3 separate regions of the Homo sapiens genome follow, and all the other regions are linked to region 3. Evidence: chromatin loops called from intact Hi-C (ENCODE). Cell type or tissue: mammary epithelial cell. All regions are shown on one strand.

Evidence for each region. Peaks named below come from ENCODE experiments on the same cell type or tissue, not always from the same donor. Only the 100,000 strongest peaks of a DNase experiment are listed, where the experiment ranks them.
Region 1: it touches region 3 in a loop (9-fold over the local background); 19 of 110 quality-filtered maps call a loop at or near these places.
Region 2: it touches region 3 in a loop (13-fold over the local background); 7 of 110 quality-filtered maps call a loop at or near these places.

What each region holds. Positions count from the first base shown.
Region 1 is chr12:115,628,276-115,636,275 of GRCh38, forward strand. All of the region lies in intron 1 of LOC105370003 (a long non-coding RNA gene), which reads right to left. All of the region lies in intron 2 of LOC105370002 (a long non-coding RNA gene), which reads right to left. Among named protein-coding and RNA genes, the nearest start is that of LINC02463, 250 kb to the right of the region's middle. In mammary epithelial cell, a CTCF peak has its summit at 4,297 (motif pointing left); no DNase peak of the experiment used is centred here.
Region 2 is chr12:114,622,331-114,630,330 of GRCh38, forward strand. LOC124903026 (a long non-coding RNA gene) reads left to right here. Exons shown (of 2, transcript XR_007063470.1): 2 at 474-594. Among named protein-coding and RNA genes, the nearest start is that of TBX3-AS1, 56 kb to the right of the region's middle. In mammary epithelial cell, a CTCF peak has its summit at 3,053 (motif pointing right); no DNase peak of the experiment used is centred here.
Region 3 is chr12:115,749,619-115,757,618 of GRCh38, forward strand. The region is part of intron 1 of LOC105370003 (a long non-coding RNA gene); the gene reads right to left. Among named protein-coding and RNA genes, the nearest start is that of LINC02463, 130 kb to the right of the region's middle. In mammary epithelial cell, a CTCF peak has its summit at 3,713 (motif pointing left); a DNase peak (open chromatin) is centred at 3,673; H3K4me3 peaks cover 2,811 bases; H3K27ac peaks cover 3,865 bases.

The DNA.
Region 1 (8,000 bases), 120 kb before region 3:
AAATGGGGACCAGATTATTATTTTGCCAGGAGCCCACTCACTCGATAACTAACGCACTCCATTGATAACAGTATTAACTCATTCGGGTGGAGTCCTTATGACCTAATCGTCTCTTAAAGTCCCTACCTCCCAAACCATTACCTTGGCAATTACACTTCAGCATGAGTTTTGGAGAAGACATTCAAACTACAGCAGTATCTTTTCATGCATTCATGTGCTTTCTAACCTGACATGGACACTCTATGTCAATTAGCACTACAGCATTTCACAAATGCCTGCATATAGAACCCTTTAATTTAATTATTCCCCTATTCAGACATTTTAGTTGTTTTCATTTTTTAATCATAAATAATGCATGAATGAACATCTTTAGAGCTAAATTGGCTCTTAGACACATCCATGAAGATTTTCTTAGAAAACATTTGGGAAAGTAATATTGCTGTCTCTAAGTGGACACATACTGTAAAGACTTTTTATATATGTTATAAACCTTCTTTTGGGTAAGGTTCTTTCTTCCAATATTACATGATGGTGGGTGTTTCACACACACACACACACACACACACACACACACTTATTCAACACATTTTCTGAGGACCTACTTTATGCCAAGCATTTTCTAGGTAATAGGAATGTAAGTAAAGGAATGTAGCAAAGAACCAGACAAATGTCTCTGCCATCACAAAGTTTATATCATGGTGGAAGAGAGAGACAATAAATACAGTATGTAGTATGTTAAATGGTAATAAATGCTAAAGAGGAAACACAGAGGAAAAAGAAGAGGCTTATGAGTTGTGGGGGTAGAAAAGGGGTGGGAATATCAAATGGGACCATCAGAGAAGATCTCACTGAGAAGAGGATATTTGTGCAAAGCCCTGAGGGAGTAAGGACTCTACAAGAATATCTGATGAAAGAGCATTCCAGACAGAAAGAACAGCAGGTGCAAAGTCCCCAAGGCAGGACCATGCCTGGAGGATTCAAGGGGCAACAAGGGTGCCCATGTGGCTGGAACAGAGAGAGACAGAAGTATGAGATGGGGTCAGAGATGATGGCAGGCCATAATAAAAACTAGGCTTTTACAGTGAGTGAGATGGGAATCATTGGGGGATTTGGAGCAAAAAGTGACACAATTTTATATTTTAACAAAATAAATCTGGCCTCTGTGTTGAAAATAGAACTTTAGGGCAACACAGGTGAGGGCAGAAAGGCTAGTTAGGAGGCTGCCGGAATAATCCAGGGGGGAAATGGCATGAGTTTCCCAGGTGATAGCAGTGGAAGAAGTTAGTGGTATATTCTAAAGACACATCACCTATAGATGCATAGATATGGATGGATGGATGGATGGATGGACAGGTGGATGGATAATGGATGGATGGATGATGGATGGATGGATGAATGAGTGCTGGATGGAGAATGGATGACTAGGATACGATAGCATATTGTAATGTATAACACATAAGTGAACATATCAAAATTTGAGGGAGGGCCAATGAGATTCTGCAGTTAGTCTAGAAAAGGTAGAAATAGCATATTCCTTTCCTCAGGAAATTTACCATTCTAGAGTGACTCCCCCAACAATCCTGAAGGCAGATATTATCATGCCCAATTTATAGAGGAGGAAACTGAGATTCAGAGAAGTTTCCACCCTCCCCTCCCCGGCCCCCCGCCGCAATGTCAAACAACTAGTAAGTGGCAACACCAATATTCCAAAATTCTATCTCACTCCAAATCTTCGGGGCAAATACTGTAACCTGAGAAATGGGAAACATGTCCCTTCACCCCAAAGAAACATACAGGGCAAAAGAAAGAAACATTTACAGAGGAGAAGAACTAAAAAAGAATCAAAAGTCGGCAGTTTGTTTATAAGTACAGGAGATGGAAGTGGGGGCAAGCAGTTCATAAAAAGTGTCAGCTGAGAGAGACGAATAAAGATCTTTCCGTCTAAGATGACCTGACATGAGTAGAGACTGCATCCGTAGGCGTCACGCTCTTTCTCCAAGGCTGCAGTTATTTATCTGCTTGAGCTCTTGTTTTTTCCCTTGCTTTAAAGTGAAATGCGCAAACACTCCCACTTCAAAGGGAAAAATCCTCATAAATGTCATTTTACTGCCGGCCTAGAAGAATAGCATCAACAGATCCTGAAAGCAGGGTGGGTGCAGGGACCCCAGGCATGTCTGTGACTAAGAAGGAAAATGGTCACTGGTTGCTGCGATAGCAGAGAAGCCAGCCTTGAATGAACTCAGCTGAGTACATGCCTATAGCAGCTAAGATCATGGCTAAGACCATGACACTGCCTTAGTTCAAATCCAAAATATGTCTCTTTTTAGTCAGACAAGTCCCTCGACAAAACTGGGCCTTGGTTTCTTCGTCTGTAAAATGGAGTGATTTCAAAGTTATTTTTAGGGTTTTAAAAAGTTCAATGTGATATACCTAGCACAGTGCCTGGCAAGTAAGTCTTCAGCAGATGTTAGCTGTTGTCTTTGGGTATCTCTCGCATGGACAGATCTGGGTCTGATTGTTATGGTGCTTCTTGTGGCAGAAAGTGAGTGGCGTCTTCTCATATATGTGGGCATTCAAGATGTGAATTATCAGGTAAGATGCAGGTACCCAGGTAAGAAATAGGAACTTGGAAAGCAGGCTGTAGAAACTGGGCCAACACTACTGACTAGAGACCCAAGAGTTATTCCTCCTCCCTTCTCCCTGGCTACCATCCGCTGTAGAGGCTAGAAAGCGAAACACGGTCAGCCTCCCTTGCAGCTATGGGACTAGTCCTGTTCAGGAAACAGAAATGAAAGCCGGCAAGGGAGAATTTTGGAAACATTATATATAATTTGATAAAAAGAGACAGCCTTAACCTGGACCTTCCCATTTTCCCTTTTCTTCTTTCCCCTCTGGCAATGCAGGAAGTAACCATCTTGTGGCCATGAGGGAGAGCCCAAGAGAATCCCAGGAGCTCTCAAAAGAATACTATTGGCTTACTGAGCCAATGCCAACAATCTACTGCATACTCACAAGGACTTCTGATATGTGGGTGATTTAAGCCTCTGTCATTAGGTTTTCCATGATTTGCAGTCATTTGCATTTTTAGCTAACACAAACACAAGAGGGAAAAGTCCTTCCTTTCCTTAGGCCCAGTTCCCCCGAATCTCAACTTCAAGCAGCCTAGATGTCATCAGGAATACCTCCAGCTTGTTGGAAAACGTTGGCTTCTGCTTCATCAATAGCCAGGAAATAGGCAGAAAGACACCCTAAAGACACTTCAAGCCAAAGAGGAATGTAACTTAGCTAGTGGGACAAATCATCTATTTCTTCTCAATGTCCTCTCAGTTTATTTCCCTTGTGCCATCCCAGAGCCTTTAGGGAGATGCTATTTGACATCCTGTCCTGGTCTCAGATTTGCTACAGGGAATTAGAAGGAGGGCTGCAAGTCTGCCTAGGTTAGATCATTGAATGGAGAATGAGGACTGGCCAAGGGAAATTGGTATCTTGGGGGAAAGAAAATCAGAGCTTTAAGATTTCCTCCCTTCTTTCACACTGTGGAGTCAAGACTGATTTTGTTCAGGGCCCAGGAAGTTCCTAACAGCTACAGCAGAGTTTTCCAAACAGTTTCCTTCTTCAAGTTCTCAGCTTAAAAAGGAAGTTCACAGATAATTGACACCTCAACCCTATTTACATTGCTTGTTCAATCGAGTTCATTCTCCCCAAAAACTAAAGCACATGTCTACATCAGATGAGTTTCTTAATGCTTATCCTACAGATAAAATACATTCTGCCATTACAGTCCTTAATCATTTATTCATGCATGTGTGGGCTGATTGATTGATGAACTGATTGATTCTTTAACATTTGTTGAGCACCTACTGTAGGCCAAATTCTGCATGGAATGGAATTTTAAGTATGACAAGTGGCACATGCCAGCCTTTGTATGGAAACAACATCCTGGGTTTCATCCACTTCCTATGATAAACCTTCTTCAAAACTCATCTAGGGAAACTTCCTCCCAATCTATACATTCCATAATTTACCACCTGGTTGATATTTTTATTGGTTTTGCTCCAAGAGAGCCTAGTTGCAGTTGTTCAAACAGTTTTGCTTAGTCAGCCTGCAAATGAATTTTTAAAAATATCTTGGCAAGTGTACAACTTGCATTGGAGAATTCTGCATGACTTTATTGTGCTTTTACAGAGGGTAGGAGTATATAGAATGGAATATATCACAAAACCTTTGTAGTAGTTTTGGAAGATGGGGGACAAATTGCTTTGCTCAGGACATATAACCACACTACCACCTGGTGGTAATGTTGTACCTGAAACCCTTGAATAAAGGTGGCCCTGAGCCCAAATTTTTGGTGAAATTTATGAATTGGAGAGAGATTTTTCATGTATGAAATTAAAAGGGCCAAGCATCCATGTAAAACCATATCTCAGAAATCTGATGAAAATTCAGATCAATACTTCCCAATTATCATCTTTAACTGCCATATTTATGGTGAATCATAACTGTTCTCAGAAGCAAAGTGCTTTTCATGTGCCTGACTTGAGATAACATTACTATTGCTTCCATTTCACAGCTGAGAAAACGGAGGCTCAAAGAGGCCATGGAACTGCCCAGGGTGTAGAGTTAGCAAAATAGGGAAGCCAGGACTCAAACCCACATTTTCTGATGCTGAAAAACACACTATGCATTTAGGAAGGGTATCATTATACTTTTGGGTGCTGTTTAAATTGAAAATCAATGCATGAATCAATGACATAACAGAGCACATTGGCATCAAGGCAAGTAAATAGAATAAAGAAAACAATAGGTAGTGTGTCTGTATCTGTGTTGACTGATTATACATAGGACAAATAGCCTTGTCTTAGGTTAGGCCAGATGCCCTAGAAGCAGAGCCTGGGACAAGGATTAGGTGCCAGTGATTTATTGAGTGCCCTTAAGAGAAACCTATATTGGTATGGAAGAAACAAGATAGAAAAGTGGAAGAAGTCAGGCAATGATGTGGTTTCAGGTAAAATCTAGCCTCATCCTGATCTGACCAGGAGCCCTGGGGTGTTAATGGCACTGCACACCTTGAGATGAGGAGACTTGACTTTTGTACCCCAGCATATGCCAGTCACTGACTATGGGCTGCCATGGAAGGGAATGTAAAACTCTCAGTTTCCTGCAGGCAAAGTGGCTCCAGTCACTCCAAAGCAATTCTCTGAAGAAGGGTTGGAGGTATGAGCAGTTAGCAGCACCCTACACAACAGCTGGGTGATGCAGACTCAGTTGCCAAAGAGGATCCCAGGGGATCAGGTAAGGCACCAACAGCATCCCTACAGATCCCCAAATCTGCAAAAGGGAGACACAACGAGATGACTGTCAGTGTAGCCTAATTTCTCCAGGAAACAGCCTATCCACACCACCAGGAAGAAAGGCCTCTGCCCTGTTTCTAAGCACTGTTCAATTCACACAATCTTTCCTAATAGGGTCAGAGAGAATATGATATTTCAGTTGGGAATGGAATTGAAAAAAATTATTCAGGTGGGTTCATAAGTAAGGGTGGGACAGGAATACAAATTGGAAATAATCACACGTCCAATTCTAGAAAAACGACTAGGTAAATTATAACACAGCCACATGGCAGAATATCATGCCTTCATTAACACTGAAGGTCATACTAAGAATTGGTGATTGTCACCTTTCATCTGGCTTATTTCCATCTGAACTCCTGGCTTCTATCTATGTCTCCTACAGCCTATGTATTAGTCAGGGTTCTCCAGAAGGACATAACTAATAGGATCTATGTATATATGAGACAGAGTTTATTAGGGAGAATTAACCCACACCATCACAAGGCGAAGTCCCATGATAGACTCTCTGTAAACTGGGGAAGAAATAAGCCAGTAGTAGCTCAGTCTGAGTCCAAAAGCCTCAAAAATAGAAAAGCCAACAGTGCAGACTTCAGTCTGTGGCCCAAGGCCCAAGAGCCCCCTGGCAAATCACTGATATAAATCCAAGAGTCCAAAGGCTGAAGAACCTGGAGTCTGATGTCCAAGGGCAGGAAGAGCGGAAGGAAGCATCCAGCTTGGGAGAAAGATGAAAGCCAGAACACTTAGCAAGCAAGGTCATCCCACCTTCTTTTGCCTGCTTTGTTCCAGCTGTACTCACAGCCGATTGGATGGTGCTCACCCACACTGAGGATGGGTATTCCTCGCCAACTCCACTGACTCGAATGTCAATTTCCTCTGGCAGCACCCTTACAGACACACCCAGAAACAATACTTTTACCAGCTATCTAGGCATCCTTCAATCCAATCAAGTTGACACCTAATATTAATCATCACAGCCTATGATAAACACAACAGCTAGAGATCAGTTTTAAAATCACAGATCAATTCACATGATGCTTATGCTTTCAAAACTTTCTGACAGCTTCTCATCGTACTTTTAATGAAAGTCACAGTCCTCACCCTAGCTCACAGGGTCGTACAAGCCCTCAGAAATCTGCTCCCTGCTATCTTTCTCACACCAACTCCTACCACTCTCCCCATCCCCGGCCACTCCCTTCTAGCCACTGTGGCCTCCATGAGGTGCCTCAAATGCACCCGCACACACTCACCCCGGGGCCTTTGCACAGTGGTTCCCTCTGCCTGGATGTTCTTTTTGCTGACTCCCTCACCTCCTTCAGTTCTAGGCCCAGGTGCCAGTTTCTCATTAAGGCCTTCTCCAGCTACCCTGTTTACAATTTAAACACATACACACACACACACACACACACACACACACACACACACACACAGGAACTCTTTCCTCCTTTCCTGCTTTATTTTTCTTCATCACATCTAGTATTACCATCTCACACCTATATATTTTTTGCATTTGTTTTGTGTACTATTTCTCTGAACTAGAAAGTAAGATCTGAGAAGGCAGGTATTTGGGTTCATGCCATTCACTTCTGTGTCCCCAGCATCTAGGACGATTACACAGTGGGTGCTCCAAAAGTATATGCTGATTGAGTGAATGAAGAAATAAATGACTAATGGAGACACTGCACTTGCTTAATAGAAAAATACACTTGTTATGAAAGCAGAATGCACAAATATATACACTCAGAATGAGTTTACTTACACAAAATAAATATACGTCTTGCAGAAGAAAGAGACTGGAAGGAAATTCAGCATCATGTGGACAGTGGTTAAATTTAGTGGCAGTAGTATTAATAATTATTATATTCTTCTCAGTACTTTTCTGCAGGGACCAATTTTCTACTGTGGCCACGTGTAAAATATTTTAGCTGAGGGGAAATGCTTGGTTTGGTCTTGTTTTTTAAAAAATGAAAGTTGAAACATGAAAGAGTTTTGATGGATTAATCAGTTTAATGATCATTTCCACAGCACAAAAGACAGGCAACATATTAAATGCCTGCTGCGTATGTCATCCTGTGGCGAGACATGAAGGAAGATACAGTCCTACATTATCCTGTGTTTAGGCCCAATGCCTGGCTTGTCCCACGTGCTCATTAAGAGTTTAAGAATGGAAAGAAGAGTGGAAAGGAAAGAGAAAGGAAGAGATGGAGGAAGAAGGAAAGGAGGGAGAAAGAAGGAGAAAGGGAAGAAGTGAGAAAGGGAGGCAAGAAAGGGGAGAAAGGGGAGGGGAAGGAAGGGAAGGGAAAGGGGGAGGGGAGGAGGGAGGGAAGGGGGAGGGGGGAGGGGGGAGGGGAAGAGGAAGAGGAGGGGGAGGGGAGGAGGGAGGGGAGGGAAGGAAAGAATATGAGAGAGGGAGAGAGGAGGGAGGAAACCTATATACATCAAAATCTCATCCTCTATCATGATGGAGTCTGAAGGCTTCTCCCCCAGTTCCTGGCTGGGGTGGGGCCACCTAGGGAGGCCAGTTCTTAGGCTGAGGCAATCATCTGTTGGGCAAACACTATGTGTCAGACCCCAGATAACTTGGGGTCCAACCATGCACAAGTGCCTTCAATTCTCTGAGGCTTTGAGCTCCACTGCACAATGGGATGTTCA
Region 2 (8,000 bases), 1.1 Mb before region 3:
CTGAGTGTGGGAAGATGTTTGTTTGGAAGCCTAAGGTTTTATGGGAATTCCTTCATCTCTGGGGATAAATGGTAGCTTACGCTAAGCCCCTGATATACATGCTGATTAACTTAGATTGAAATTTGTGATGGGAAAATTCAAACAGAGGCATTTCCTCCAATCCACCCCCCTCTCCATTGAACTTTGACCACAACCGCAAACACCACCAAGAAACAGCTTTCCATAATAAAATAATATTAAATAATTCACTGGCAATTATAGATAACTTCCAGAATTTAACCAAATCCCATCAATCCCGTGTATCATGTACCATTAGAATACCCATTTTTATGGATGAGAAAACTGAGGCTCAGAGAGGGAAGTGATTTGACCCAGGTCAAAGAGCTAGGAAGTAGAAGAGGCAGAATTTGAACCAAGTTCTGTTTGATTCAGAAGCTGGTCCTCTTTATAACTGCAAAACTGATTTCTTACAGATAGGGAAGAAGAGAACAAATCAGTTGGAAGAAACAGAATGAGCAAAGTCAAGAAGACGTAAAAGCAAGGTGCATCTGACTTTACAATTCAATAGAATAAAAAACACAACAATGACGAAAATGGTGTAAAATCTGTTCATTATAAAGTGACTACCTTCACCCAGAAGAAGTCCCTCCAGTAAGGGTTCACAGGGGGGATAATGTTTGAGTCTTGAAGACCATGTCAAATGCCAATCATCTAGAAGGACGTTATTATTAATATTACTATGTTGGTGGCCATAACTATTAGCATTATTTGTGTATGTGCTGATATGGTTTGGCTCTGTGTCCCCACCCAAATCTCATCTCCAATTGTAATCCCCACAGTGAGGTGGGGATTACGGAGGGACGTGTAATCCTCAGGTGTGGAGGGAGGGAAGCGATTGGATCATGGGGGTGGTTTCCCCGATGCTGTTCTCGTGATAGTGAGTTCTCACGAGAGCTGATGGTTTTAAAGTCTGGCACTTCCTCCTTCTCACACTCACTCTCTCCTGCCACCTTGTGAAGAAGGTGCTTGCTTCCCCTTCGCCTTCCACCACGATTGTAAGATTCCTGAGGCCTCCCCAGCCAGGTGGAACTGTGAGTCTATTAAACCTCTTTCCTTCATAAATTACCCAGTCTTGGGTATTTCTTTATAGCAGTGCGAAAGTGGACTAATATATGTGCATTGGTGAGAGTCAATAGTTGTATGTGACAGAATCCCAACTCAAACTAGCTTTAAGAGAAAAATGAGATTCACTGATTTACGTATGTGGAAAGGAAAACGTGGTTACATAGATTCTAACAATATTGGCTGGTCTCAACTCAGCCCTCTTTAACTCTCTTCTGCCTTGCCTCTCAATGCATTGGTCTCATTCTAAAGCTATTTAGCTGGGTTTTCCTGGCTACAGCATAGCTCCAGGCAGCTTCAGGTGAGTGACATCAATCACCTCAGCACCCCAAAGCTAAAAAGAAAAGCCTTTTGCCTCCAGCATTGAGGGACATAATGCCTAGAAATGATCCTATTGGTTAGGTTGGGGTTTTATGGTTCTCCCTGAGCTAATCACTGAGGCCAGGACATGGGAATCTGTGATTGGCCAACTCTGGGTCACATGGCCCACCATCACCCATAACAGCCAACCAGTAAAATTGCTTCTCTCATAAAGCTGATGTGACCATTAAATGAGTTAATATTTGTGAATGCTCAGAAAAGTGCTTGGCAAATATTAAATATTAAACCTTCAACAAATGTTAGTCATCAGTTTACCTCTTTTCATTCCCTCAAGACATCCAAGCTCCTCTCCTTGACTGCTGAGACCAGAGCTCATGTACCCCTTTTATTAACAAAACAGCCACTTTCAGGCACCATCATATTTGATGCCTCATAAGAATACTGTGAATATGGCTGGGCACAGTGGCTTATGCCTGTAACCCCAGCACTTTAGGAGGTCAAGGTGGGTGGATCACTTGAGGCCAGGAGTTCGAGACCAGCCTGGCCATCCTGGTGAAACTGCGCGTGGTGGTATGTGCCTGTATTCCTAGCTACTTGGAAGGCTGAGGTGGGAGGGTTGCTTGAACCTGGGAGGCAGAGGTAGCAGTGAACCAAGATCATGCCACTGCACTCCAGCCTGGGCGAGAGAATGAGACTCTGTCTCAAAAAAAAAAAATGCTGTGAATAGTTGTATATTTTCGTTCTCATTTTAGAAAAGAGAAAATTGTGAGGCTCAGCATCTGCCTTAGTCCAAGAGCAGTGGCTGCATGTCAATAAGTAGCTTTAGAAAGAATGCCTTTGACAGACGGGAAACAGAGTCCCAGAGAGCAAAGGGACCTCTTCACATTGTGTCAGTAACAGAGCCTGGTTTCAACTCGACTCTCCCAAACTCTCTCCGCCTCTCTTCTAAGTGCACTGGCCTCATTCTCGTGCTATTTCTCAGTCCTGGCCTCATGTTATTCCCTTGATATGAAGCTTTAGTTCACTGGCTGCCTCTTCAATGCCAGCGCCTGGGCTGAGCCCTTTTCTTGCATTACTTATCGCATCCCTGTTTTCACATGGCCCTCTGAGAGGTCAAGTGACTTCCTCAAGGTCATACAGCAAGAAAGTGGCAGAGGCAGGATTAAGATTAGGACTATCAGACCCTGGAATCCATACTTGAGATCTCTGTACCAAACTGTCTTTGGCTCAGATTAAGTTTACTGAAGGATTTCCGGGATGTTGCTTTGTGCCAGATCAGGAAGACGTATGGGGCAGTAGAAAGGGTGTACACTTAAGGACCAGCGAGAATTGGAATGGAACTCTAGCTTTGCAACTAGTAAGCCGCTTGACCTTGGAGGGGTTAACTTCTCTGAGCCCTGGTTTCTTCTCTCTGACATGGGGATAACTCTTGCGTTGCAAGGCTTGGATTGATAGTGTATGTAACGCTCGGTGAAGAGTCTCAGTAAATATTTAGATAATGACCATTCCATTGCTAGTCTTATTGTTACCTAAAGAGTGTGAGTTTAACTACAACTGGCCGCTGCCAAGGGACTAACCATCTAAGCAATGAAAGAGCATTGTCACCAGGGGGCAGCAGAGCTCCAGCAGAATCTGCAGGGCCTCACTACGCCCACCTCAATTCTGGTCATGACCTTTGGGGGACCTCAAAAGTCTAATCAGCCTGGCTTTTGTGTGGTTTGATCATAGAAGGAAATTGCAGGCGCCTCTTACTTTAAGCAAAGCCAATCGTTTAAGAGCCCCAGACTTCTGGAATTAGATAAAGCTGGCTGCATGACTTTGAATAAGTCATTAACCTTTCTAAGCCTTTGTCTCCTCATCTTTAAAATATGTATAATGTCAGTAACCACACCGTGGTGACGTTATAAAAATTAAATGAGAACATGTAAAGTAAAGCACTGTGGGCAAACAGTAAGGATCAAAACACAATAAATAGTCATTTAAAATGAAGGCCAGGCACATTGGCTCAGGCCTGTAATCCCAGCACTGTGGTAGGCCAAGGCGGGAGGATCACTTGAGGTCAGGAGTTGGAGACCAGCCTGGCTAACATGATGAAACTTCATCTCAACTGAAAATACAAATATTAGCTGGGCATGGTGATGCATGCCTGTAATCCCAGCTACTCGGGAGGCTGAGGCAGGAGAATCACTTGAACCTGGGAGGTAGAGGTTGCAGGGAGCTGAGATCATGCCACTGCACTCCAGCCTGGGTGACAGAACAAGACTCTGTCCAAAAAAAAAACAAAAAAAAAAACCGATTAAGCACACAATGAAGTTTTTCACTAAAAATTTTTAAACTTTTTTTAAAAAGTACTTGATTATACCAAAAAACTTATTGGGACATGCAAGCAGAGATCTGTGTGGAAGGATGTTCACTGCAGTGTTGTTTATAATAGCAGAAAAATTGGAAAAATAGAAAGTTCAACAATAGGGCAAAACCAACCAAACAGAACTGGTTAAATAAGTTTAAGGGTTCTTGTATTAACAAATGCTGAGCAACCTTGACCTAATGTGAATAAACTTTGACATGAAGAGACAACAACAATATATTCTTGAATAAAAACCAAGTGTGCAAGCCAGCAAGTGTAGTACAACCCCATGTATGCAAAATTGCCTCATTCTACCATAAAGACACATGCATGTGCATGTTCACTGCAGCACTGTTCACAATAGCAAAGACACGGAATCAACCTAAATGCCCATCAATGACAGGCTGGATAAAAAAATATATGGTACCTATGCACCGTGGAATATTATGCAGTCATAAAAAAACGAGATCATGTCTTTTGTGGGAACATGGATAGAGCTGGAGGCCATCATCCTTAGCAAACTAGCACAGGAATATAAAACCAAATACTGCATGTTCTTATGCATAAGTGGAAGCTAAATGATAACATATGAACACAGAGAGGAACAGCAGACACTGGTGCCTACTTGAGGGGGGAGGGTCAGAGGAGGGAGAGGAGCAGAAAAGACAACTATTGGGTACTGAGCTTAATACCTGGGTGATGTAATAATATGTACAACAAACCCCTGTGACATGTGTTTATCTATGTAACAAACCTTTACATATAACCCCAGACCTAAAATAAAAATTAAAAGAAAAAAAACAAAATTGCGTCTGTGTGTATGTCTGTGTGTGTGCACCACATGTGCGTGTACATTCTCAGAGTTATGTGGGAGATCCATCCGATATAAACAGTGGTTACCTTTGGGCAGTGGGATTTGGAGGTAACTTTTAGCTTTATATTTTAAAAGAAAAATAAAAAGAGAGAAGTTGCAAGTATAGTACAATGAAGTCCTATACTCCCTTCAGTCAGATTCAGCATTGCCAACATTGTGCCACATTCGCTTTATCTATACCTACACCTATACCTATATCTCTCTATATACCTACACCTATACCTATCTCTCTATATACCTACACCTATACCTATCTCTCTATATACCTACAGCTATGCCCATGTCTACCTATCTGTATCTACCAATATGCCTATGCCAATACATATATCTACCTATATACCTATGCCTGTACCTATATCTACCTACATACCTACTCTTGTACCTATATTTACCTACATACATGTGCCAGTCCCTATATCTACCTACATACCTATGCCTGTACCTATATCTAACTACATACCTAGATCTATATCTATCTATATATGTATGCCTATAGCTCTATCTACCTACATACCTATGCCTATACCTATATCTACCTGTATACCTACACCTATACTTATATCTACCTATATACCTATAGCTATATCTATCTATATACCTACAACTATATCTATATCTATCTATATACCTACAACTATATCTATATCTACCTGTATACCTATGCCTATACCTATATCTACCTACATACCTATGCCTATATTTACCTGTATACCTACACCTATACTTATATATACCTATATACCTATAGCTATATCTATCTATATACCTACAACTGTATCTATATCTATGTGTATACCTATACCTATACGTATAACTACCTATGTACCTACACCTATACCTATATCTATCTATATACCTGTACCTATGTCTATATACCTATGCCCATACCCATATCTATTTATATACCTACGCATATACTTGTATCTACCTATCTACCTACACCTATATCTACATACATGTTATGATTGTTATTTTTGTGGAACCATTTTGAAAGCAAGTTGAAAACATCAAGAAGTTCTATCCCTTAGTTCTTCAGCGTGCATCTTCTAAGAGCAAGAACATTCTCCTCTTACATAATCACAGCACAGTTATTTTATTTCTATTATCTAACATGCATACAAATTTCACCAGTTATATATAAATGTGTGTGTGTGTGTGTACACATACAGCATCATCTTCACAACTTGAAAGCACCATACAAGTATTCCATTTGAGGAAAAGAACAAAATACAATTCAGATACTCGATGAGGTCTTTATTGTTGAAACAAATGTGAGCCAAAAGGCCACCATCAGGCTCTGCCCTGAACACTGCCCAGAAGAGCGGCTTCTCTCCCCTTCTTATGCTACCTGGGGTGGGGCAAATGGATCTCAGCTGGGAAGATTCTTCCTGGTTGACTCACTAGAGAAGCCCAAATGTCACTCCCACCCCCTCCAAACTCAGATAGGCATCAAAGAGAGGACCGCCTCATTCCTGCTTCCATCTCTGCAACCACTTGCCTCTGCAGGTCAAAGAAAAAGCCCTCGGGCAACTCGAGATTATGGACTAGAAATATTTCTCTTCCTCCTTTTTAAATTTATAATGTACCTTTGTGGGGAGATTGAGATAGGCTGTAGAAGAAAACTCCCAGTGTCTCCAATTCTTACCCAGGAGACCAAGAGTAAAGGTACTGTGACCACTATGGAGGTTGGTGTCTCATTATGTAGTAAAGTTCAATATATGCAGATTCTAGGACCCAGCACCTCCACTCCCAGATTTATTCCCTAGAGAAACTCAGGTGCATGTGTTCCAAAAGACGGAGATGGAGCCAAGACCGTTGCTCACACGTTATTTGCATGGTAGCTCCAAACTAGAAACAGCCCCAGCATCCATCAGCAGTAGAATGGAGAAAACAGTGGCATCTCCATACAATGAAATATACTCAGCAATGAAAATGGATGGCACAGCTACCCCGAACAACATGGAGAAATCTCACAGGTGGAATGTTGAGGGGAAGAAGCCAGACCCCCAAAACACATCAAGCACTGTTGCATTTATATAAAGTTCAAAAGCAAAAGAGGCCAAATTAAATTCTATTGCTTAAGGATCCTTATGTAGGGGGTAAAATTATAAAGAAAAGCAAGGAAATGATTGTCCCCAAATTCAGGGTAGTGGCTACTTGTGGGGAAGAGGAAGGCATACCTGGGGAGTTTGGGGGGCTGCTGTTTCGCATGCTGTGAATACTGATGTTCACTTTGTAAGTATTGGCTAAACCACATATATCCTATGCAGTTCTACATCACAGAGACAAAAAATATGTTATAAAATAAAAGGGCTAAAGTTCCCAAGAGTGATGGCTCTTGCAGCACCACGAGAAGGGTATTCAATGTAGGGGCTTTCACTCCAAGTGCCCAGCTATAAGAGACAGAACTTCCGGGTCTTTCAAGTTCATTCATGACAATATTCTTGAACTCCTGGGGAAAAAAAAGCACTGCAGAGAATCCCTAAATTTTCAAAAAGTTCAAATGAATTTCTCGTTTCTTGTCTTTGGGGTTGATTTGATGATGTTTAGTTTTCCTAATTATTCGGCTTGGGCTGACAAGGAATCTGTTGTTTTCATTAGTGTACCCAGAAGCTGCCAGAGGGTGAACACTGAGGGCCATTACTGAGAATGCACCAGGCCGGGCATGTTGGCTCACACCTGTAATCCTAACACTTTGGGAGGCTGAGGCAGGTGGATCACTTGAGGTCAGGGGTTCTAGACCAGCCTGGCCAACATGGTGAAACCTCGTCTCTACTAAAAATACAAAAACTTAGCCAGGCATGGCGGTGGGCGCCTTTAATCCCAGCTACTCGGGAAGTTGAAGCAGGAGAATCGCTTGAACCCAGGAAGCGGAGGTTGTAGTGAGCCAGGATTGTGCCATTGCACTCCAGACTGGGCAACAGAGCAAAAATTCTGTCTCAAAAAATGATAATAAAATAAATGCAGGGGGAATGCACCATGTGCAAGATCTCATGCTAAGTGTCGAGGCTGCATTGATGAGTAAGACAACTTTTGTCGGCCAGGCGCGATGGCTCACACCTGTAATCCCAGCACTTTGGGAGGCTGAGGTGGGCAGATCATGAGGTCAGGAGATTGAGAACATCCTGGCTAACACGATGAAACCCCGTCTCTACTAAAAATACAAAAAAAATTAGCCAGGCATGATGGCTGGCGCCTGTAGTCCCAGCTACACGGGAGGCTGAGGCAGGAGAATGGCTTGAACCTGGGACGTGGAGTTTGCAGTGAGCCGAGATCGTGCCACTGCACTCCAGCCTGGGCGACAGAGACTCTGTCTCAAAAAAAATAAAAAATAAA
Region 3 (8,000 bases):
CAGAACCAAGAATAACCTATAAGATACTGTTTCATTGGGTTTGTTTTATTTCTTCCTGATTTTTGCAGCTACTGGGATGGGCATTCTGGCCCTTGTGCTTTGCTTTGGTTTAATCATTACAAGTCAGCTATGAATAAGAGACTATGCAACCTTTTTTCTCTTGAGTCTCTGCATCCCAGAGCCTGGGACAGCATTAGCTATGGATGGAGGTGGCACTGGTATTTTGGAAAGATGATGTTCCTTATGAAAACACAATTCTCCAAATCTACTGAGCCATAGCTGGAGTTGGTTGAGTCAAACCCTCACCCTAAACCCTTCCATAGCTCTCCATTGCCATCTAGATAATGAACAGTTGGACTTAGCACGGCATCTTGGCTTCCCCACCTTACCACCAATGCCTGCGCATGTGTTCCTCTCTCTACCTGAAAGATCCTTTTTTCCCCCCATTCCTTTCACCTGGTTAAATCTACTCAGTGTCAGGTCTCAGCTTAAATGTCACATCCTCCAAGAAGCCTCCTTTGCTCCCTCTCTCCACCTTCCTCTAGAAGAATTGAATTCAGTACCTTTTTGGTGCAATTACAGCCTACCCCTGTCCCTCAGCACTGATGGCACTATTATAAATGCCCACTCACTGCTTCATCACCCCTACCAGATCTGAATCCTTTACATGCTGAGTCTTAGAGTCTGGCACATAATAAGCCCTCAGTGAGTAGTTGTTGCATGAACAGGGTGAATATATAAATGGGAGCAGGGTAGAGGAGGAAGTGTCCAGGTAGGAAGAAGTTGAATTTTCCTCCTTAGAATGGTTGGGTTGCAGGGTACTGAACATTATAATGAAGGCAGTCATAGTCCAATCCTTACTCCCAACCCCAGGGTGCACAGAAGAATCAATCTCTCCAAGTATTGTTCCAACAAGGAAATCAACTTGTTCCTACAAAGTAATTCCAGCCAAACAGGTCTGCTCGTAGTTCTCCAAGCAAGCTAACTTTGCCTCAGAGCTTTAACCAACCAATGTGGCTTCCAAGACAAGAGACTTGGAAGGAACCTTCAAAGTCACAGAGAAGGTTGGGGTGAGGACAGAAGGCAAAAGAAAAACAAATAAGAAGGCAGAAATTCTTGGACAGGAGGGCCCTCTGACCCTGGCTTAGGCCTCCAATTGTAATCCTGTGTGGCAGTTTCCAAAGAACTAGGACTGAGATGGTGGGGGAAAGTGAAAGAGAGCCAGAAAAATTGGAAGAGTCTTTTCCCTCCAAATTTTGAGCCTGAGAAAACTCCATTTTACCCTTGGCTTATTGTATCCCATATGGCACTTCATCAGGTAAGCAGGACTTTTTTTTTTTTTTTTTTTTTTTTTAAGAGACGGGGTCTCACTCTGTCACCCAGGCTGGAGTGTGGTGGTACAATAACAGTTCACTGCAGCCTCAACATTGTGGGGTCAGTCAATCCTCCTGCCTCAGCCTCTTGTGTAACTAGAACTACAGGCATACACTACCTTGTTCAGCTAATTTTTTTTTTTTTTTTTTTTTTTTTTTTTTTTGGTAGCAATGATGTCTCACTGTGTTGCTCAGGTTGGTCCCAAACTCCTGGCCTTAAGCAATTCTCCTGCCTGAATTTCCCAAAGTGCTGGGATTACAGGCATGAACCACCATGCCTGGCCTAAGCAGGCTTGGATATCCTTCTGTTCTATGAGACTTGTGGTGCAAAGTTCACTGCCATACAAGAATTGTTGGGCCTGATACGGTGGCTCACACCTGTAATCCCAGCACTTTGGGAGGCCAAGGCAGGCGGATCGCTTAAGGTCAGGTGTTCGAGACCAGCCTGGCCAACATGGTGAAGCCCTGTCTCTACTAAAAATATAAAAATTAGCCAGGCATGGTGGTGCATGACTGTAATTCCAGCTACTGGGGAGGCTGAGGCAGAAGAATTGCTTGAACCTAGGAGGCAGAGGTTGCAATGACCTGAGATCACGCCACTGCACTCCAGCCTGGGTGACAAAGTGAGACTGTCTTAAAAGAAAAAGAATTGTTGGCTTCTCTCAGCCTCCACCCAAATGGCATCTCCTTAGGACAGTAAGTTTTCACTTCCCATTTCTCAATACCTCAAATATCTCTCTCCCCTGGGACATTGCTCCAGGAAAGGTCAAGGGGACTTTTGGTTCAATGGATTTTCTTCATTAACAGAGAGCCCTTTCTTGCCTCAGAATGTATACTTGAAAACCATGCTTAAATGTCCTAGTTTGAGGCTCACTCTGCCAGGTGTTTAAACTCTAGCTTTATCTTTCAGGCTATGTGATCTTGGGCAAATGACCTAACCTCTCTGAGACTGTTTCCTCACCTATAAAGTGGGAGAACAGACCTCTCTCATGAATTTTGATGAAGATGAAATGAGATGACAAATGTAGAACACCAAGCACAGTTTCTGGTTCCAACAAAGGACCTATGATCCACAATTATTATTTCTGTACTGGGATGAATTCATTTCTTGAGTAAGGGCTTGGATTCTACCGCCAGCTTTTCTAACTAAGATTTTGTAATTCTAAAATAGTATGTTGAATAAACAAAAATAGATTTTTCTGTCTTATATAAAATTAGAGCTGCAGAAAATGCAAAAGAGATAAAGAACTGGTTCACTTAGACTCCAGGATGTATCATAAAAAGTTTTGTTATTTCTGTTGTTAATACATTCCTGATAGCCACTTGTTTCCTGGTTATTTGCCTTTTTGGCTCTGATTGGCCAGGTTCCAGTACATTGAGGTTTTCACTGCACTTGGAAGCTGTGTTTTGAAGACCTCGAATCCTCTGTGAAAATGAAAACTTCTTTTTCCCTTTTCTCCCCAAACTTTGGTGGCCAAATACCATCACCCCACACCCCCCGATTTTGAGGACTCTTCCCACTTTAGATGCTTTGTAGCAGTGTTTCTATAATCATCCATTGTCCCAGAACTTAAAGTCTTTTGGCCTCTGAACTAATTCCCATCCTTGCCTCTCACACTGAGAAGTGGTCAAGAAAAAATTTTGGTTCATGCATCCCCAGTTTTAGTTCAGATAATTTGACTCTACCTTCATAATATATGTCACTTTTGCTTTCAACCATTATCCTCATCATTCAACATCATATTCTTCTGTCAATTGCCTTCCCATTTCTAACAATGTCATGTCTAACAATGCCCTGCACATGCACACAACTGCACAAACACACAACCACACATGATCATCTCCCTTTTCTCCCACTACCACCGGCATTCCTATTGTGATGATTTATATTCAGCAGAAATTTTTGGGAAAAGGTTTGAGGAAAACTTTTTTAATGTCTTCCATTACCACGGGGCATGTGAAGGTGTTGTAATTATACCACTAACCAAAGAATTCATTTCTTTCCTGAATCCCTGAAAGAATCTGAATAATCTGAGGACGTAATAGTTTTTTTCCCGCCCAGTGTGGCAGGGCAAAATACACCCATACCAAGATAAATGGTTCCTTTCTAGCTTTAGCAAAAGGTTCTTAAGAGCCGGCCAGCCCAGCAACCACCAAATACAGCTCCTTGACTTGATTACCTTCTTCCTTCTCTATATTTCTTGACAGTATCTTCAACTATCCAAAAGCAGGCCCAAAGTGCCTGTCCCTAACCTAGTCTGAACGTCCAAGAACAGCACAGCAACCAAATCAGGTCCAAAACTAGTAAGCAGAGGCTGGAGTGCCATCTGCTGACTATTTTTATAAGACATCTTCCTGCTTAGCCCACACCACTAAATGCCCACACCACCCCATTTCAAGGCTGCCAAAAGAATCTAATGGTATAGCTTCAGGCATAGGAATGCATGAATTTTTTACTATATTAATATCTCATTATTCCATTATTGGGAATAGGCATTTAGAAACAAAGCCTTCTTTTCACTTTTTTTTTTATTTAAAGGCAAAATGAAAAATCTGGGAAAGACTGACTCTTTTATAATTGCTTTTATTATTGATGTTTTTGTTATTACTATTACAGTGTTATGTTAATAGATAATAATAATAGCAACTCTTTGAAACTCCAATTTTGCACACTTTTAATCTGGATCTCCAAATCAGCATATCACAGTTTGCAAAAAGATTTATGATCCTCTGAGAGCTTACGAGACCATAACAGAACAAAGGCAAAAAATAAAATAAAATAAAATAGAAGAAACTGAAATGAATGAGTGCGCTGCCAAAGGAGCAAGAATTCAGCTCATTCAGGTATATTTCAAGATCAGGTTGATAGGCGTTTCCCATGAAAATAAGCATTTCTACTTAAGATCAAATGGACTCATTTCTTTTTTCCAGGCTATTACATTTTTTGTTGTCCTTTAAAACCAGAGGAAACACTGGGAGTTCTCCTTTTTAAATAACTGTGCCATCTCTTAGAGAGAAAATGGAAAATCCCATAGTTAGATGTCCTTCTTTAGGGTTTATTTTGCCTCTATTACTTCAGGTTTCAAATTAGACAGTAAATTTGCCAAAATCAATAGAGAGAAGAAAGATGTCTTTCTTTAGAAGAACGGATGACATGTTTTTATTTGTAATATTCTCAGGAAGTATGTCGATAACATGCAAAAATCAAATACTCTCTTTCCAACTGCACCATGTAGGAGTTTTCCTAGATGGCCATCTACGTAAATTTTGACAAATATATGAAAAGTAATACACATTGCATATATACACGTGCATGTTTTGATCTGTTATCCTCAAAAGCACCCACCCTGAAGAAGACACATTCACTAGTCGGATGTGTATAAGCTTTCTACACTGAACAAGTCTTTGGGATTCTAATAGTTTCTTTTGTTTGTACTTTGCTCAGACTTTCAGAGGCATCTACAAATTCCAGATCTTTCTTCAAGGGGAGGACTTGGTTAATATTTCCTAGTATTTTCAGCCCCTTCGTTGATTTCCTTCCTTTCTAGTATTTTTAGTTCCTGAGATAAAACCTCATTTATAATAAAGTCAAAATCCCTGGAAAACATTTCGTCAATGAAACATCCAGCTTTGCTATTCATTATTTCATTGAATGAATGTTTTTTCCTTGAAACCTGATGGCCCAACTCTGATTATTTAAAGGCAGACACAAAACTAGAATTGTGTCTAGTTTTTTAATATTTAATACGTAAAACTCTTCTTTAAAATATTTGTACTTTGCCATAAAATGGCCTATTCAAAGGCACAAATTTGCTAGGACCAAATCATTCAATTTAGGAATAATCGTATGTCAGCACCAGACCCAATGTTGGCAGATCCTATTTAATTTATCTCTCAGCCTCTTTTTTTTTTTTTTTTTTTATCATTGCAGGTTATTCATGATCCCTAGTCTAAAATGTTGAAATTTCAAAGCATGACTGAAAACATTTTAAATGAAGACTAGTCAAATAAGAAGCACTATTTCTTTATAGGGTCCTTTCATTATTTCCCCCAGAAATTTGGGGAGGTTTCTGCAATCACCATACATTCGAAATACCAGCTGCTAATTTCCACATAATTTTCTGCCCTGTTTAAAAAGGATTTTTTTGTTGTATGGATTTAGTGGGGTTAGGATTGAGATAGCGTGTGTGTTTGCACGCTCGCATGCAGAAAGATAGAGAAAAAGAGAGCGCACATAAGTAGTTTTGCTTTGAAGTCCCTACATAATTACTGTTAAGATCTATCAAAATGTACCGAGACAGCTCTCCTTGCTGAAATCTGATGAACAAAAAGGCAAGCAACGTCCAGGAAGACTGTAAAAGAATGGATCAAATTAAGAGCAAGAACAAATGCAACCAAGGTAGACTGAAAGATGTTGTGGTTTCTGTCGTTGTTTATGTGTAGGGAGGAATTAGAAATGAGAAGGAAAGACAGATGGGGGAAGAAAGCAAGGGAGAGAGAAGTTGAAGGAAGGCAAAATGGAAAAGAAAGAGGAAAACATTTATGGGGGGATGATAAAGAGAAAAGGAAGGAAAGAAGGGAGGGAAGGAGAGAAGGAAGGGAAGAAGAAAGAAAGAGAAACATTTACAGAGTTGTGGGCAGGAGAGCTGTTTTATCTTTGTGTGTTTTCTAATTCAAAGCTGTATGTCCTTGGTGCCGAAATTAAACATTACATATGGAACACAGAAAGAAAAGGGGAGAAAGAGTGGGTTTCCCTTTTTCATTTCCTTTGTTGGAATACTGGTTTGGAACATCTAAAGAGAAAATGGTTGCAATGTTGCAGAATTTTTCTTCTTTCAGTAATGATCAAACTAGCAGCTGCTTTCAGCAAAAGTTCTTAATGTCACAGTGCTCCCTGGAGTATTGCCTAGAAGGGACCCTAACGTCAACCTTTTAACTTCCCTTCCTCACTCTACTTGTTTTTCTTACAATGGGGGGAGGAAGGGATAGGAAAAATTTTAAACAGTCTCAGAAGCTTTTGAAGAGCTGCCACTGGCCAGGGGAAAGGAGGATTTCGAGAAATAACTTCCGATTTATTTCAGATAGTTAGGAGAAGGGGGAAAAGGGAATAAGACCTTTCTCTTCATTTTTGTCTCCCCCCCGCCCTTACCCCCTTAATCCTATTTTAGTTGAGGTCTGACCTTGGAAATTTCCAAAGGACTTTAATCTCCTGTACTTCAAATTGCTAAAGGGAGCTGAAAGAAAGAGTGCTGCATGTGGGTAAAGGTGGTTTAAAATGGTTTATTTATGAATGGTTTAGGCTTTCCTGATAGTAAGAATGTTAACTAGTTCGTTAGGCACTCTCTGTAAATATAAACCTTTTTCAAAAAATTTATTTCCTCCTTTTTTTTTCCTTCAGACAAAATGCATTCAATCATTAAACCTCAGCGGAGAAAAATGATCTTAAGCCTCCTGCCCCTGGGCAGATCTGACACACTCAAACGTTAATATTCTCAGATAGCTTGGAAATGCCATTTGGTGCTTTCTATAACTACACTGCTCTTCCCCAATCCCCCGCTGCCCTCTGCAACTTCTACCAGAGAAAACAAATTACCTTCATCTTGAAAGGGGGGGAGGTAGGTAGAAAACAAGAGAATGAATTGTTTTTATAAATATTTTAGAGATATGAAAGAAATCCAGGCACTGAATACGTTATGCAGATCTCAAATTAGGGGAGGTACGAACTGATTGAAATCATTAAGTATTTCACTTTTCAGATGAAAGGCTCTCGTTTTGCATTGCCATGTAGAGTTCTGATGTAATTCAAAGTGTCATTTTTGGAGGGGTTTTGGTGATTAAGACTTTTTCATTTCTCTCATTAAAGGGCCGATTTTCCTGATGTGGGTTGTAACTTCGTTCCAATCTGAAATTTCACCCACCCCTTCTCCCCGCCCAAAAAAAGGTCTATATTTACGACTGATTTTTGAAAGAATAACACATCCAGTTGTATACATATTTTTTAACTGTTTTTGATTGTATTGAATTACGAAATGCAGAAACCACTTTGCCGTCATTCTCAAAAGTCCATTTTAAATCACGAGATACGTCAAGGTATAATTACTCATATTTAAAACATTCTGTAATTATAAGAAGAAAGAATAGAAAAATGGCTTTAATAAAAGGCTATTGGAAGCAATTGACTCTCAGCAAATGTTGGTCTTTTATAAAGTTCATAATTTCCCAGTAAATTATTTTTAGTTACTAAACATCTTAAACATGAAGGATCTTAAAAGAATTCCTCATCTGCCACCACACATACATGCACAGAAAAAAATTATAAAGTTTTCTAAAAGTGCGTTTTTAAAAGACCTCAGAAACGGAAATATTTCTCAGGAAATGTCGAACACAAATGTCTATATAATATCTACATGAAATAATAAATCAAAATCAGTTTTTTTCATCTGACAAAACACAATAAACGGGTTTAGAATATTGTTTGAAGCATTTTTTTTAGCTTTCCAAAAGACCAATAATAGATGATGCCCTATTGGGAAAGATAACATGTGTTTTCTTGTAGCTTGGTGGGAAAAATATTTTTTGCTCTTTGTAAAGGAAATCAGATATATATTTGGGGGAAAAGAATATAAT